Regions from separate parts of the Homo sapiens genome. Here region 1 is linked to region 2. A link is an interaction called in ENCODE POLR2A ChIA-PET data of the cell type or tissue named here. Cell type or tissue: OCI-LY7. All regions are shown on one strand. Each heading gives the region's core, and the rest is flanking DNA. Links, peaks and the distances in the headings are about the cores only.

Region 1 (4,709 bases), core at 797-3,296, 89 kb after region 2:
CCAGCTTGATCCTGGACCCTGGCAATGGTGTGACATGAGCTGCTGCTAAGCGTTTGCAGTGCTAGGCCCGGGCCGGACTTTCTCCACAAACGATTTAGTTCCGTTAGTTCACCCACCCTGTAAAACAGCTACGCTTCTCTTCCCCGTTTAAAGCTTGAGGAAGCTGAAATGTGGAGAGTTGAGAGTGGCTCCAGAGCTCCTGAGCCAGGGGCTAGGACTTGAACCCTGGCTTCAGCCGCCACAGAGGACAGCTTAGGGTGGGCCTGGCCTGGCTCCCTGCTTCACAGAGTCGATGCGTTCGCTCCTGGATGAAGCGCCTGGCACGAAGTCCGTGGGCAGCGCTGCTCTGTGTGTCTTGTGAATTCTTCTTATGCTTCTGATAGTTCCTCCAATTTTGCATTTCCTTTTTTTTTTTTTTTTTTTGGAAATGGAGTTTGGCTCTTGTCACCCAGGCTGGAGTGCAATGGCGCGATTTTGGCTCACTGTAACCTCTGCCTCCCAGGTTCAAGTGATTCTCCTGCCTCAGCCTCCCGAGTAACTGAGACTACAGGAGCGTGCCACCACACCCAGCTAATTTTTGTATTTTTAGTAGAGGCTGAGTTTCGCCGTGTTGCCCCGGCTGGTCTTGAAATCCTGACCTCAAGTGATCCGTCCACCTCAGCCTTCCAAAGTGCTGGGATTACAGGCATGAGCCACCATGCCTGGCCTGGAATGATGATTTTTAAGGCGAAACATTAAATAGGATTGCAAAGGATGCCAGTTGGAATATCATTAGCTAAATGCTCTTCCTCACTGAATTGACATGTGAAGCGATAGGATGTAGCAGCAGCTGTAATAAGGCCTTCAGTCTCAGAGTAGTGATGGGCATTCAGAATCTGCAGTAACTTGATGCAATGGGAAAATATCTGTCGTTTCTTTTCATGTCAGTCTCAAGGTCTGCTAAACACTGTTTCTTTTCTCTCTCTCTTTTGGCCTCTGTTAATAAGAAGGAAATGCTAAATTTCAGTTCCATTCATGAAAATAAAGAGATAAGTGTCTCCCCTCAAGTTCGTGGGCCCTTTGGGGGTCAAATGGTTAAGACCAGGGCATGCATGGGCTTGTCCATGGCTTGGGGTAGCTGCTGCAGTCCTGGGGGCTGCCTTCCCAGGCAGGGCAAGCTCCGGTCCCCACTAGAGCTCCAGGGTCACCAAGCACATGGGCCTTTGTCAGACAGCTCCCTTTCTGTCTGCAAGAGGGGCACCTGCCATCAGCTGATCCCCTGCAGCTCCTCCCAGGCCTCCACCCCCAAGGAGGAGGAAGTGCTCAGGCAGGGACCAGGCCTGACCTCTGGGGAGGCTGGCGGCTGGCCTCTGTCGGCTTCTTTCCTCCAGCACCGCAGTTCAGCAACCCACCGCCACCCAGCACAGTGGCCAGAGCGGAGTCCCAGGGTCTGATGTTAGACTCTGCTCTGGACCAGCCACCTGGTCCCAGGGAGACACCATACTTTACCCAGACCTCAGCTTCTTCCCCTAGAAAATGGGGCAGTGCTTGATGAGACCAGGGGTCCAGAGCCCCTGGCCTAGCAGGGTGGCAGGAGGAGGAGTCCACACGGAGATATTACTGGACTGGGAGCTCTCTCAGGGACTCCCACTGCGTCCAGCAGCAGCGGATTGGCAGCAGGGCGAGGGGCCCCCCCCCCAAGAAGCTGCCAGCAAGCCCTCTTCCTGGCCCCCTTCCCTGCCCATTGTGGCATCTCCATGCCCAATATCTGCTGGCCCGAAGATCTTTCTAACGGCCAGTCCTGACCTCTCCCTCTTCTGCTCCTAGCCTTTCCTTCCTGCTCCGCTGGTCACCCTGAGGTAAAATCCAAGCTCTAATAGCCAAAAACTGGAAACAGTACAAATTCCTGTCAGCTGGTGAATGGGCAAACACAACGCAGCACATCCTATAATTACTCTTCAGCAGTATAAAGGGACTGAAACTCACGCTCATTATGCTCAGTAAGAGAAGCCAACCGCAGAAGGCCACACAGTTTCAATTCCATTTTAATGAAATGTCCAGAAAAGGCAAATCTGTGTAGATAGAAAGCCCAGCCCTCCCTTCCGCATGGTGGCGGCTGTGGCCCTCCAGGGACCGGGGCTGCAGCTGTTGGGTTTGGGCTACGTCCCTTCATTCATGCTGGGAGCCACTGCCTGTTAGCCTGGGAACACCCGGGACCAGGCCTGTCTCTTCCAACTGCTTCTGTGTCCTGCGTCAAGGGGCCGGGCCCTGAATAGCGTACGGCGATGTTTAGCTGTTGAGAGTGTTTTGGGAGTGGGGATCCTGAGAGGCACGTGGCATTGTAGTTGAGAGCTGAGTTCAAAGCCCGGCTCGCATATATACCAGGTGTGTGATCTTGGGCAAGGTTGTTTCTCTGAGCTTGGTTTCCTCATAGGGTTGAAGTGAGGATTCATTCTTTCACCCAAAAATACAAAAATACAAAAAAAAAAAAAACAAACCAAGGACCAAGTACAGTGGCTCATACCTGTAATCCCAGCACTTTGGGAGGCTGAGGCAGAAGGATTGCTGAAGCCCAGGAGTTCGAGACCAGCCTGGGCAACATAGTGACACCCCATCTCCACCAGAAATAAAAATGATCTGGGCGTGACAGTGCAAGCGTTTGGTCTCTGCTGCTCGGGAGGATGCTTGAGCCTGGGAGGTCAAGGCTGCAGTGAGCCATGTTCTCACCACTTTACTTCAGCCTGAGCAACAGAGTGAGACCCTGTCTCAAAAACAAACAAAACACCGAGACAGTGTTGGAGACATGGTGGTGACCAAGACAGCCCCAGTCCTGTCCTCCTGGGCTCCCGGGCTAGTAGGGGAGGTGGCTGATGTGTAGAAAGATTGTGTGCTGTTCATTGTGTATTTGTGTGAAGGTGCTTGGAGCGGAGGTGAGGCGTGGAGGGCAGTGGTGACTTGGGGTGGGGGTGCCCAAGGGCACTTTACCTCGGGCAGTGGCCAGCGGGGGGCCTGAAAGGGAGGACAGAGCTCAGGCAGCCTGTTGTTGGGGGAGGGCTGAAGAGGGCAGTATGGGCAGAGGCCTTAGGGCGGGAGTGGGTGGAGCCCCATGAAGGACTCGGGGTGTGGACAGTCACAGGCCTGGGTCCCCTGTGCCTGCAGCCCAGAATGTGACCGTGGACGAGGTCATCGGCGCCTACAAGCAGGCCTGCCAGAAGCTGAACTGCAGGCAGATCCCCAAGCTCCTCAGGCAGCTGCAGGTATGGGCGGGACAGGGTGGGTGCGTCCGGTGTGGGTGTCAAGGGGGGCCCTAGGGTGGAACCAGCCCAGCAGGAGAGGGCCTCCCACTCCCCAGCCCCAGGTGTTCATGAATACATCTTTGAAAGCCTGCTGCTCAGCTAGAGAATGAATCAGTTTCTTCATAAATTTGAAGAGCACAGAATTCTATAAAGTAAGACATTCAGGTATCTGTCAGCCCCAAAAGAAACGCTGTTCCCTGGGGAAGAGGCATATCTACGATTCTTGTGAGTCTGAATTACAAAATTTATGTATTCTTTTTTTTTTTTTTTTTTTTTTTTTGAGATGGAGTCTCGCTTTTGTCTCCCAGGCTGGAGTACAGTGGCGCCATTTCGGCTCACTGCAACCTCTGCCTCCTGGGTTCAAGCGATTCTCCTGCCTCAGCCTCCCAAGTAGCTGGGATTACATGTGCACGCCACCATGCCCAGCTAATTTTTTTTGTATTTTTAGTAGAGACGGGGTTTCGCCATGTTGGCCAGACTGGTCTCAAACTCCTGACCTCAGGTGATCTGCCCACCTCAGCCTCCTAAAATGCTGAGATTACAGGCATGAGCCACCATGCCCAGCATATTCATAAAAGTCAGAATTACAGAAATAACACATATCCTCAGATTTAAAAAAATAAAAATACTACAGATCTGAAAAGCCAAATCCACCTCTTATCTCTTGCCCCAAGGCCCCCTCCTCGGGAACCCCCGTTGTTGGCCACTCGGCATTTCCTGGCCTTTTCTGTGCGTTGGCAAGGTGGCTATTGAGGGGTACCTGCTGGTTTTCCATTTGGTCGCTCTCCCACCCTGCCGGTCCCCCAGCCCCCTCCCTCGGCACCTCTCCTGTGGGCCCCGGCCTGGCGCCTAGTCAGTGAAGCACCGCTCGTTCCGAGGGTTCCAGGGTTGCCTGTCCTCGGGCTGTTGTACCCTCAGCTGTGCTGGAAGCAACCACGCTCCTTGTCCATCAGTGTTCACTGGAGTTAGGGTAGGTTCTCTGGAACATTCCAGAAGAGGGGCTTGTCAGGTCCCAGGAAGGGTGGCTGCTCAGTGTGGCAGCTGAGAGGGTGGGTCCTTGGACCCCATCGGCCTGGTTCAGACCAGCCCTGCAGCACCCACCCTGCAGGTGATGTGTGTAAGCTCAGAGCGCGGGTGCTGGCATCTGCGGGACGGTGGGTTCTGACTGGGTGCTGGGCCCCAGGCCCTGCCTTCACCAAGAAGCCTCCTGTGCCCAGCCTTGCCATCTTCCCAGGCTCATTTCCTGCCTCACAGCCTTTGCACAGACTCCCTCCTCTGCTGGGACATACCCAGAGATGCTGGGCCCACTCCCTCACTCGGTCCCGCTGGGGCAGAGGGCTTCGCCCAGGCCTGCCTGGCTGCAGTGCTGGCTGGTCCTCAGTTGTGTGGGTGCAGAGTTCTCTCGCTGTCTAAGGCCCTGTACCCCAGGTTCCA
Region 2 (4,709 bases), core at 1,009-3,508:
ACAAGAGCATGTCCTTCGATGTTGTTGGAGTGTTGGACACATGGACCACTGAGAGCAGCCTGGCCAGCGTCGCTATCGCTCAGTAAATATTAGCTCTTGTTATTGACATTACTGTTGCTGATAGAACTGGAGTTTGGATCCAGGTGGAGGGATGGTGCAGAGGAAGGAAGGCTGGAGCTGAGACTCCAGGCCCCCTCCCTGTTAGCAGGGAAGCTTGCTGCATTGTATTCCCCCTCAGGACAGTGGTGACGACCAACCCCTCTCACTGGATAATGGGGAAGAGCTCAAAGAACCAATGTCTATGGGTGCTTTGTGGTGCAGGCCTGTACAAGCGGCCTTTGTCCCTGTATGTGAACGTGACCTGCATTCCGATCTGGGCTGCCAAGCTGTGGAGTATGGCTGGGCCGTGGCTGATGGCTGCTTTGAGGAGGGGACTCTCATCTCAGCCTTGGGCCGAGAGCAGAGGCTGTGGAGCGAGTGTCAGTGAAGCTGCGGTAGATTGTGGCAGGCTGAATGAGTATGTCCAGATGCAGTTGGTTTCTGTCTTCCTGATTTGTCGTTGGTGCCTGCTTTCTCTCCCTGTCTTCAGTCCCAAGCAGACTCCGGTTCTGTCATTGCTTCTGTCCTTGTCAACTTTCCTTTTTAATCAGTGGTTTGGATAAAGAAACAGAATCCTCTGTTGATACGGAAATAAGAAGTAAACAGGTCGCAGCTCAGGCGTCGCCTCCTCCAGGAAGCTCCAGACTGACCCCCAAGTCTGGGTCAGGTGTTCCCCCTGTGGGCCCCCATCTCAGCGCTGTCCACTCTAGGTTGTCCTTGTATGGGGACAAGTCTGTGTCCCACACTGGACTGTGAGCCCATGAGGGCAGGGCCAGGGCTATCTCAGTTACTGCCATACCCTAGCACAAGGTCTGCTTAACAGTTGAATGAATGAATGAATGAATGAGTAACTTCATGAACTCCTCTGACACAATCTGATCCTAGAGACAGGATAATCCAGTGGTTAAGAGTTGGTTTTGGGCCGGGCGCGGTAGCTCACGCCTGTAATCCCAACACTTTGGGAGGCTGAGGTGAGCAGATCACCTGAGGTCAGGAGTTTGAGACCAGCCTGACCAACATGGAGAAACGTCATCTCTACTAAAAATACAAAATTAGCTGGGCGTTGTGGCACATGCCTGCAGTTCCAGCTACCTGGGAGGCTGAGGCAGGAGAATCGCTTGAACCCGGGAGGCAGAGATTGTGGTTAGCCTAGATCACGCCATTGCAGCCCAGCCTGGACAACAAGAGCAAAACTCTGTCTCCAAAAAAAAAAGTGGATTTTGGATCTTGAAGAGGTACTTATACACTTATGTTCATTACAGCATTATTAGCAATAGCCAAGAGGTGGACGCAAGCTAAATGTCCATTGAGGGATACATCGAGAAAGAAAATGTGGTCTCTACACATAACGCAATATTATTCAATCTTAAAAAAGAAAGAAATCCTGTCCTATGCTACAATATCGATGAGCCCTGAAGATGTTATGCTAAGTGAAATAAGCCAGTCGCAAAAAGACAGTATTGTATGATCCGCTGATAAGTATCTAAAATAGTTAAACCTTGCTTGAGCCCAGGAGTTCCAGGCTGCAGTGAACTGTGATCACACCACTGTACTCCAGCCTGGGTGACAGAGCAAGACTCCATCTCAAAAAAAAAAAAAAAAAAAACAGAGAGAGAGAGGAAGGGAGGAAGGGAGCTCACTTCGGCAGCACATATACTAAAATTGGAACGATACGGGGATTAGCATGGCCACTGTGCAAGGATGACACAAAAATTCGTGAAACCTTCTGTATTTTTGGTAAAGAAAAAAAAACCTAAAAGAAAAGTCAAACCCTCAGAAAAAGAAAATACAGTGCAGGTTGACAGGGATGGGGGGAGGAGGAAAGGGGAAGTTCAGTTTTGTTTCAGTTTTGTAAGATTTAAAAAGTTCTAAAGCTCTGTTGCACCACAGGGTGGATGTAGTTACTACTACTGTACTGTACACTTAAAAATGTTAAGATGGTAAATGTTTTCTACCACAATAAAAAAATTATTCTTGGCCAGATGTGGTGGCTCACACCTGTAATCCCAGCATTTTGGGTGGCTGAGGCAGGCAGATCACCTGAGGTCAGGAGTTGAAGACCAGCCTGGCCAACGTGGTGAAATCCCATCTCTACTAAAAATACAAAAAATTAGCCAGGCAGGTTGGTGCATGCCTGTACTCGGGAGGCTGAGGCAGGAGAATCGCTTGAACCTGGGAGGCGGAGGTTGCAGTGAGCCGAGATCATGCCATTGCACTCCAGCCTGGGCAACAAGAGTGAAACTCTTGTCTCAAAACAAACAAACAAAAAATTACTCTTAAAAAGCAAATAAATAAAAAGAAGCAGATTTTGTAGTCAGGCCCATCTGGGTTCAAATCCTAGTTCTGCTTATTCCTAATGTCAGGCAGGTGGACCCCATGGCTTTGAGCCTCAGTTTACTCATCTGTAACATGGGCATAAGAATAGTACCTGCTGGGCGTGGTGGCTCATGCCTGTAATCCCAGCACTTTGGGAGGCCGAGGCGGGTGGATCACGAGGTCAGGAGTTCGAGACCAGCCTGGCCAACATGGTGAAATCCCGTCTCTACTAAAAATACAAAAAATTAGCCAGGCATTTTGGTGCATGCCTGTACTCGGGAGGCTGAGGCAGGAGAATCGCTTGAACCTGGGAGGCGGAGGTTGCAGTGAGCCGAGATCATGCCATTGCACTCCAGCCTGGGCAACAAGAGTGAAACTCTTGTCTCAAAACAGACAAACAAAAAATTACTCTTAAAAAGCAAATAAATAAAAAGAAGCAGATTTTGTAGCCAGGCCCATCTGGGTTTGAATCCTAGTTCTGCTTATTCCTAATGTCAGGCAGGTGGACCCCATGGCTTTGAGCCTCAGTTTACTCATCTGTAACATGGGCATAAGAATAGTACCAGCTGGGCGTGGTGGCTCATGCCTGTAATCCCAGCACTTTGGGAGGCCGAGGCAGGCGGATCACGAGGTCAGGAGTTAGCGACCAGCCTGGCCAACATGGTGAAGCCCTGTCTCTACTAAAAATACCAAAATTAGCCAAGCGTGGTGGCGGGCACCTGTAATCCCAGCTACTCGGGAAGCTGAGGCAGGAGAATCCCTTGAACTTGGGAGGCAGAGGTTGCAGTGAGCCGAGATCGCGCCATTGCACTCCAGCCTGGGTGACAGAGCGAGACTCTGTTTCAAAAAAAGAAAAAGAATAGTATGTTTCTTCCATGGTTGGGACATTCGAGTGAGACAGTGCACATAAAACAGTGCCTGGTTTTTAGTAGGGTTCATTGACTTTTCCAGAATCTCCCAACAGAACCAGGCTCTGGACTCCTGGTGTTTACTCCCGGCTCAGTGCTTATTCCTTTCTGTGAAGCTGACCCTGCCAGTAGCTTCCCTGTACCTGCCAAATTCTGTCCTGCAAACAGTGTCCCATGAGTCCTGGCTGTGGGAACTGGGCATTTGGCCTGGAGCAGCCTCAGGAGTATGATGGGATCTTGGCCTTGGACTTGGCTGGCTTGTCCCAGGGCAGAGGGAGCTGGGTGCGCTGTGTGGCCCCAGCTGAGGAATCAGCTAAGGAATCGAGGGAGGCAGGCGAGGTGCAGCATGAGTAGCTGGACTCCAGCAGCGCCACCTCGCTGGGCCTGTGGTCTTGAGTGTTCCTTAGACTCAGTTTCTTTAGGTGTGAAATGAGAGTCACAGCAGCCCAGCACCTGGCACATAGTGAGTGCGGGGTTGAAACTAGCCAGGTATTAGCTGTGGTCCTGGTGAGTGACTCAGCTCCTTCAGCCCGGACTGCACCTTCTCATCTGCTGGCTGAGGGCTGAGATGGAGACAGAGTGAGGATGTGCAGGAGCTTGGAAACTTGGAGCTGGTGTTTTTTTCCTGAAGGGGCTCAGAGTCTTCATCTGTTAGTAAGGATTATTCCTGTCTTTCCTTCATTGGGTGTTCTCAAGCGCCTGCTGTGGGCCAGGCCCTGTTCTAGGCTTTAGGGATATAGCAGCCAAAACAGAGCCCTGCCTCCTGGGAGTTACGTTCTAACATGGGAGAAAGGTGATGAATGAATATTAGGTCCAGTGGCAGGTGGTAGCGGGTGCTCAAAAGAAAACAAGTGGAGTTAAGTGAGTGAATTGTGTGGTATATGAATTACTTCTCAATAAAGCCACAGAGTGAAGGAGCTGGGGTAGATAAGTGGGGAGCTATTTAGATAGAGTCACTGAGGACGGCTTTTAGGAGGAGATCTGAAATAAGCGGGGGAGCAGAAGCACAGAGGTCCGAGCAGAAGCACGGGGCATGTCTGGAATGCCCAAGGAATGGCGTGAGGCGAGGGCCTGTGTGCCTGGAGCAGAGTAGGGGAGGGAAGAAATCAGAGAGGGACAGGCCAGCACCTGTGAGGGCTGAGTGGTTGGGAGTGGGGTGGGGGGTGGGGTGCGGCCCAACATGTGTCAGCAAATCTCCTGGAGGCAGAGCCCAGCCTGGACCAGACTGCATCCACACATTGAAAGATGACCAACATCATTAGCCATCAGGGAAATGCCAGTCAGAACCACAAGATACCACTTCACCCACACTAGGCTGGCTGACATGGAAAGGACAGACTATAACAAGTAGTAGGCCAGGCATAGTGGCTCATGCCTGTAATCCCA

The links. Peaks named below come from ENCODE experiments on the same cell type or tissue, not always from the same donor. Only the 100,000 strongest peaks of a DNase experiment are listed, where the experiment ranks them.
Region 1: POLR2A ChIA-PET joins it to region 2 with 5 read pairs; 4 of 35 experiments call an interaction of 5 or more read pairs at or near these places.

What each region holds. Positions count from the first base shown.
Region 1 is chr19:45,135,376-45,140,084 of GRCh38, forward strand. It overlaps PPP1R37 (protein phosphatase 1 regulatory subunit 37), which reads left to right. Exons shown (of 13, transcript NM_019121.2): 2 at 3,139-3,236. Among named protein-coding and RNA genes, the nearest start is that of NKPD1, 23 kb to the right of the region's middle. RefSeq lists enhancers at 1-628, 2,235-2,334, 2,513-3,085 and a silencer at 763-963. In OCI-LY7, for the core only: no CTCF peak of the experiment used is centred there; DNase peaks (open chromatin) are centred at 1,286, 2,016, 2,336, 3,286 and 2 weaker places; H3K4me3 peaks cover 2,411 bases; H3K27ac peaks cover 2,500 bases.
Region 2 is chr19:45,045,727-45,050,435 of GRCh38, forward strand. All of the region lies in intron 2 of CLASRP (CLK4 associating serine/arginine rich protein), which reads left to right. It also overlaps the pseudogene RNU6-611P. Among named protein-coding and RNA genes, the nearest start is that of CLASRP, 9.0 kb to the left of the region's middle. RefSeq lists enhancers at 45-339, 3,618-4,172. In OCI-LY7, for the core only: a CTCF peak has its summit at 2,017; a DNase peak (open chromatin) is centred at 1,965; H3K4me3 peaks cover 1,781 bases; H3K27ac peaks cover 2,500 bases.